Regions from separate parts of the Homo sapiens genome. Here region 2 is linked to region 1. Evidence: chromatin loops called from intact Hi-C (ENCODE). Cell type or tissue: CD4-positive, alpha-beta T cell. All regions are shown on one strand. Links, peaks and the distances in the headings refer to the core of each region. The heading gives the core; the rest is flanking DNA.

What was found. A loop is a pair of places that touch in the nucleus more often than their neighbours do. Peaks named below come from ENCODE experiments on the same cell type or tissue, not always from the same donor. Only the 100,000 strongest peaks of a DNase experiment are listed, where the experiment ranks them.
Region 2: it touches region 1 in a loop (10-fold over the local background); 3 of 110 quality-filtered maps call a loop at or near these places.

The regions. Positions count from the first base shown.
Region 1 is chr17:40,658,886-40,661,801 of GRCh38, reverse strand. KRT222 (keratin 222) reads left to right here. Exons shown (of 6, transcript NM_152349.3): 3 at 1,595-1,815. Among named protein-coding and RNA genes, the nearest start is that of KRT222, 4.8 kb to the left of the region's middle. In CD4-positive, alpha-beta T cell, for the core only: no CTCF peak of the experiment used is centred there; a DNase peak (open chromatin) is centred at 1,681.
Region 2 is chr17:40,711,217-40,714,132 of GRCh38, reverse strand. No RefSeq gene overlaps it. Among named protein-coding and RNA genes, the nearest start is that of KRT24, 8.9 kb to the right of the region's middle. In CD4-positive, alpha-beta T cell, for the core only: no CTCF peak of the experiment used is centred there; no DNase peak of the experiment used is centred there.

The DNA.
Region 1 (2,916 bases), core at 143-2,642:
CTGAATTCTATCCCTGATCCTAGTTTAATTACTCACCCCTCCCTCCATTGTGGCAGTGGCTGTTACCAACTCACTCAAGGTTTAGTTCAGACCTGTAAAAATGAAGAAATCCTTTCTTATTACCTTGGGATTTTCTAGTTGCTGAAGATAGGGAATAGAGCATTCGTTATTATCCAAAGTCTTAACAGTGGAGATTCTTTTATCCATGCCATTGAGACGTCGAATAAAAAATATTTAGGCTGACACTGTGGCTTACCCCTGTAATCCCAGCACTTTGGGAGGCTGAGGTGGGCTGATTGCCTGAGCTCAGGAGTTTGAGACCAGCCTGAGCAACATGATGAAACCCCATCTCTATTAAATACAAAATATTAGCCAGGCATGGTGGCACGCGCCTGTTGTCCCAGCAACTTAGGAGGCTGAGGCACAAAAATTACTTGAACCTGGGAGGCAGAGGTTGCAGTAAGCCAAGATCATGCCACTGCACTCCAGCCTGGGTGACAGAGCGAGACTCTGTCTCCAGAAAAGAAAAGGAAAAAAAAAAAGAAAGAAAAATATTTAAGCATGTTTGGAGCAAGGCACAGTTGCTCACGCCTGTAATCCTAGCACTTTGGAAGGCCAAGGCTTGAGGCCAGGAGTTTGAAGCCAGCCTGAGCAACATGGCGAAAACATCTCTCCTAAAAATACAAAAAATTAGCCAGGTATGGTGGCACACGCCTGTAATCCCAGCTACTCTGGAGGCTGAGGCACGAGAATCACTTGAACCCAGGAGGCAGAGGCTGCAGTAAGCTGAGATCATGCCACTGCACTCCAGCATGAGCGACAGAGCGAGACTGTCTCAAACAAACAAACAAACAAAAAGTATTTAAGCATGTTCCTAAATGCCTTTTATGAGCAGTCTGCTCTGGCCTTGATACTCAATGTACTATATTTTCTTTTTTTTTTTTTTTTTTACAAAGCCTACCTCTGAAGTATACTTTCAATAATTTAAAAATCAGATAATTCAGAGTGATAATAAGTTAATCACACTGCAGAGGATTTTTTTTTCAGTAAGAATTATCACAGGATGTCTTTGAAATAGAGTAAGATCTCTAGTTATGTAAATAAAATATAATTTTTTAATAATTAGGGGTCACACAAAGCTGTAAGGAAACACACCTCTTGCATAGGTATAATAAAATTATTGCAATCTTTTTAAAGAAAAAAATAGAACATAGAATGAAGACAGCCAGGCGCGGTGGCTCAAGCCTGTCATCCCAGCACTTTGGGAGGCCAAGGCGGGCGGATCACAGGGTCAGGAGTTTGAGACCAGCCTGGCCAACATGATGAAACCCCGCCTCTACTAAAGATACAAAAAATTAGCCGGGCGTGGTGGCACGCGACTGTAATCCCAGCTACTTGGGAGGCTGAGGGAGGAGAATCATTGAGCCCAGGAGGTGGAGTTTCCAGTGAACCGAGATCATGGCATTGCACTACACTCTGGGCAACAGGGTGAGACTCCATCTCAAAAAAAAAAAAAAGATGAAGATATTGCAAATCAGATTTCAGAAACACATTCTGTGTTACTGATTCACTGATGAAAATCTATATAAAACAGGAAAGGGGCCTTGAAAACTCCCTACATGCCAGCGAGCAGCATTACCAGATGCAGCTGCAAGACCTAGAGACTGTGATTGAAGGACTAGAAAAAGAGCTACAGGAAGTAAGGCGCGGCATCGAAAAGCAGCTTCAAGAGCACGAGATGCTTCTCAACACGAAGATGAGGCTGGAACAAGAAATAGCAACTTATCGCCACCTCCTAGAAAAAGAAGAAATCAGGTACCTAAATCCATTTAGTTAATGACAAGGGGCCAGAAATACAGAGCCACTTATGCCATTGTTGATGTAGTCAGAGAAATTAAATCCAAAAACCCCATCATCATCATGGTGTACTCACTGAGCCCATACAATAAGGTATGCACTGCAAAGAATATATGAAAGAACCATTTCTAGTCTTCCAAAATTAGGAACCAAACAGCCAAAGTCACCTAGAACAAAATGTAAACAATTCTAGATTACTACAAAAATGATCTTGTAGTCTTGGCCAGCTGCAGTGGCTCACTGCTGTAATCCCAGCACTTTGGGAGGCTGAGGCAGGAGGATTACTACAGCTCAGGAGCTCAATACCAGCTTGGGCAATATAGTGAGACCTCATCTGTACAAAAAATTTTAAAATTCGCTGAGCATGGTGGCACACACCTGTAGTCCCAGCTACTTGGGAGGCTAAGGTAGGAGGATTGCTTAAGGAGTTTGGGATTACAATGAGCTAATCATGAAAAAGACCTTTCCTGAGCTGGGTGCAGCGGCTCACGCCTGTAATCTCAGCACTTCGGGAGGCTGAGGTGGGCGGATCACCTGAGGTCAGGAGTTCAAGATCCGCCTGGCCAACATGGCGAAACCCTGTCTCTACTAAAAGAAAAAAACAATAATAATAATACAAAAATTAGCCGGGCATGGTGGTGCATGCCTGTAATCCCAGCTACTCGGGAGGCTGAGACAGGAGACTCGCCTGAATCCAGGAGAGGCAGGTTGCAGTGAGCCGAGACTGCGCCACTGCACTCCAGCCCAGGCGACAGAGTGAGACTCCACCTCAAAAAAAAAAAAAAAAGAGAGAGAGAGAGAGAGACCTTTCCTAACTTTCTCACTTTCCTTGCCATTCATCTCTTCTAGGATTAGTCTGTGCCTTCTAAGGATCACCCATAACAAAAGCCTGGAAAATTCACAATCACCACAATCCCCCTGATCAAGGGCTCACCCTATACCACACATCAAACCTCAAAACAGTAATCATTACTCTAACGTAATTATATTACAACCACGGAAAGCAATATTATTTTGAGTCATGATTTAAAAGACTACCAGATATCCTGATAGGAAAAG
Region 2 (2,916 bases), core at 107-2,606, 52 kb before region 1:
AATAAATACCTATTTTAGCAAGGATGTAGGGAAAAGGCACTAATGGAGTGTAAACTAGCAAAACCTTTAAGAAAACAATTCAGCAACAGGTATCAAAAGCCTTTTTAAGAAAAGAGCATATCCTTAGAGCCAGCAGTTTCATTTCTAGGAATTTATTCTTACATAATCAATTATTAATATATGTATACTCCTCTCAGCTGTTCATCATAGTGAAACGTAAGCTATAATAAAATATTCAACAATGGAGAATCAATAGGCTAAGTTATGAAACACCCATCAAAGTCCATCAAAGGATGGTCACACAGCCATTAAGAATGCTCAGGTTCATTTATTAACCTAAAAAGATGTCAATCGTCTATTGAGAAATGAAAAGCAGAGTTTTAAGACAATATGTATAGTATGATCTGCTTTTATAAGAATGTAATTACATGTATATTAACACTGTATGTGTTAGTCTGTTCTCACACTGCTGTAAAGAAATATCTGAGACTGACTAATTTATAAAGAAAAGAGGTTTAACTGGCTTACGGTTCTGCAGGCTGTGCAGGAAGCATCGCGGCTTCTGCTTCTGGAGAATCCTCAGAAAACTTACAATCATGGCAGAAGGTGAAGGGGAAGCCGGTATGTCTCCCATAACCAGAATGGGAGGGAGAAGGGGCAGGGAGGTGCCACACACCTTTAAACAACCACATTTCACAAGAACTCACTATCACAATAACAGCACCTGGAGGAGGGATGGTGTTAAACTGTGAGAAACCGCCCCCTACACAATGATCCAATCACCTCCTACCAGGCCCCACCTCCAGCATCAGGGATTACATTTCACCATGAGATTTGGGTAGGGACACAGGCCCAAACTGTATCACTGTACTTACTTGTTTTGTTTTTTTTTTTTAAAAAAAAAGAAGCAAAACCAATATACATCCAAATGTTAACAGTGACTATTTTGGGATAGTGAAATTATGAGTGATCTTTATTTCCTGCTGCATGTTTACATGCATTTTCTCATTTTTCTGAAGTAAACGTGTAGAACTTGTAAAATTTAAAAGTCTTTAAAGAAAAGCCATCTGTATGTTTAAATTTTTTTAAATGAATACTCTTTGTTTTGTTTTGTTTTGTTTTGTTTTGTTTTGTTTTGTCTTGTTTGAGATGGTGTCTCGCTCTGTCACTCAGGCCTGAGTGCAGAGGCAAAATCTCAGCTGACTGCAATCTCCACCTCCCCAGTTCAAGCAATTCTCCTGCCTCAGCCTCCCGAATAGCTGGGACTACAGGCATGTAACACCACACCAGTCTAATTTTTTGTATTTTTAGTAGAGACGGGGTTTCACCATGTTAGCCAGGATGGTCTCGATCTCCTGACCTCATTGATCCACCCACCTTGGCCTCCCAAAGTGCTGGGATTACAGGCATGAGCCACTACGCCCGACCTCTCCTTTTTTATTGTCAAAGAAAAATACAAGAAGGACCAAGTGATAAGTAATGTGGTAGAAACCGTAAGAATAATAAGAAAAATTATGTGGGGAAAAGGAGAAGCTGGTAAATGAAGGGTTGGAGTGTTCCAGAAGAGTGTTCCAGAAGAGATAGCCCTTGAAAAGTGGTAAAATTTGGATACATAGAAAGAACAGAATAAGGTGTGATTTGAGGCTTTGCTCCAAGATCAGTCACATCAAAAGTACTTCTAGAAACACCCAGTGACCTCCAATGAATGGGTCACAAGTTAGTACCTAAAGATCATCCATTAGTCCTCTTTAGAAATATGTGCTTGTGTCCACTCTACACACAGAAAGATAATGGTAGGTCCTGGCCTTGCTGTTGAATGCCACTGTGGGAAGGACAGGGCTTACCTGGCACCCTTCAATCAAGGTTTCCTGGGCACCTGGTTTCTCTGTCTCCCTCCTGGTTACAGGCACAAAAAAGACAAGCACAATTGCTTGCTGGGACCTTCTCCTCACTCCACCTAGTCAGCCTCCACATCACAACAGAGTCCTGTTCCTTTCTCCCTTTCTGGAAGGATCTGGCTTCATAGCCAGTATTCCTACTGGCTCTTCTCCACGTTCTGGTAACAGTATGGATGGCCCCTGTGTCCAAATCCCACAGCCTCTTATGCCCAGCTCAAATCTGCAGACTCTGATCAGCTCTGCCCACCCACGGTCACAGCTTTGCCATGGCTTCTCCAGGGCCCTCTCCTCCTAGGGTAAGCCCTGTGCCCCTTTCTCTCCCAGCATGCCCCAGGGCCACTGCAGGTAGGCTGAGCACCCCAGTCTGTCCCTGTCACTGTCCCTGGGGTGAGTCTTGCCAGGACTGGTCTGATGAGCACAGAGATCACCCACTGGGCAATAATAATTTGGCTAACTACCAGAAAGGTCTCCAAGAGTGCTGCCATTGCCTTATATGTGGTATTCTCTTATAATTATTTTAATCTGTTCTATACCCAGTTATGTCTCTTTCCCACTTCCAACCTTGTGTGTTGGACCTCTCTCTCTTTTCCTAATCAGGCTCATGAAGAGGTTGTCTATTTAATTGATCTCTAAAAGAATCAGCTTTTCGACATATTTATGTATTTTTTTCTTTTCTGTTTAAATAATTTCAGCCTTTATTTTTACTAATTTATTTTTATATTTTTTAGTTTATCTTGCTGTTCTTTAAAAGAAATTTTTATACTAAATGTCTTCATCTTTGGTCTTTCTTTTTTAACAAAGCAGCCATTAGAGGCTATAAATTTTCTTCACTGTTCAAAGTTAGCTACATCCCAAAAGTCCAGGTATGAAGTGCTTTTCTTTTAACTTTTTTTTTTTTTTTTTTTAGAGACAGGGTCTTGCTCTGTCACCCAGAGTGGAGTGCAGTGGCACAATCGTAGCTCACTGCAAGCCTCAAATTCGTAGGTTCAAGTGATCCTCCTGCCTTGGCCTCCCAAAG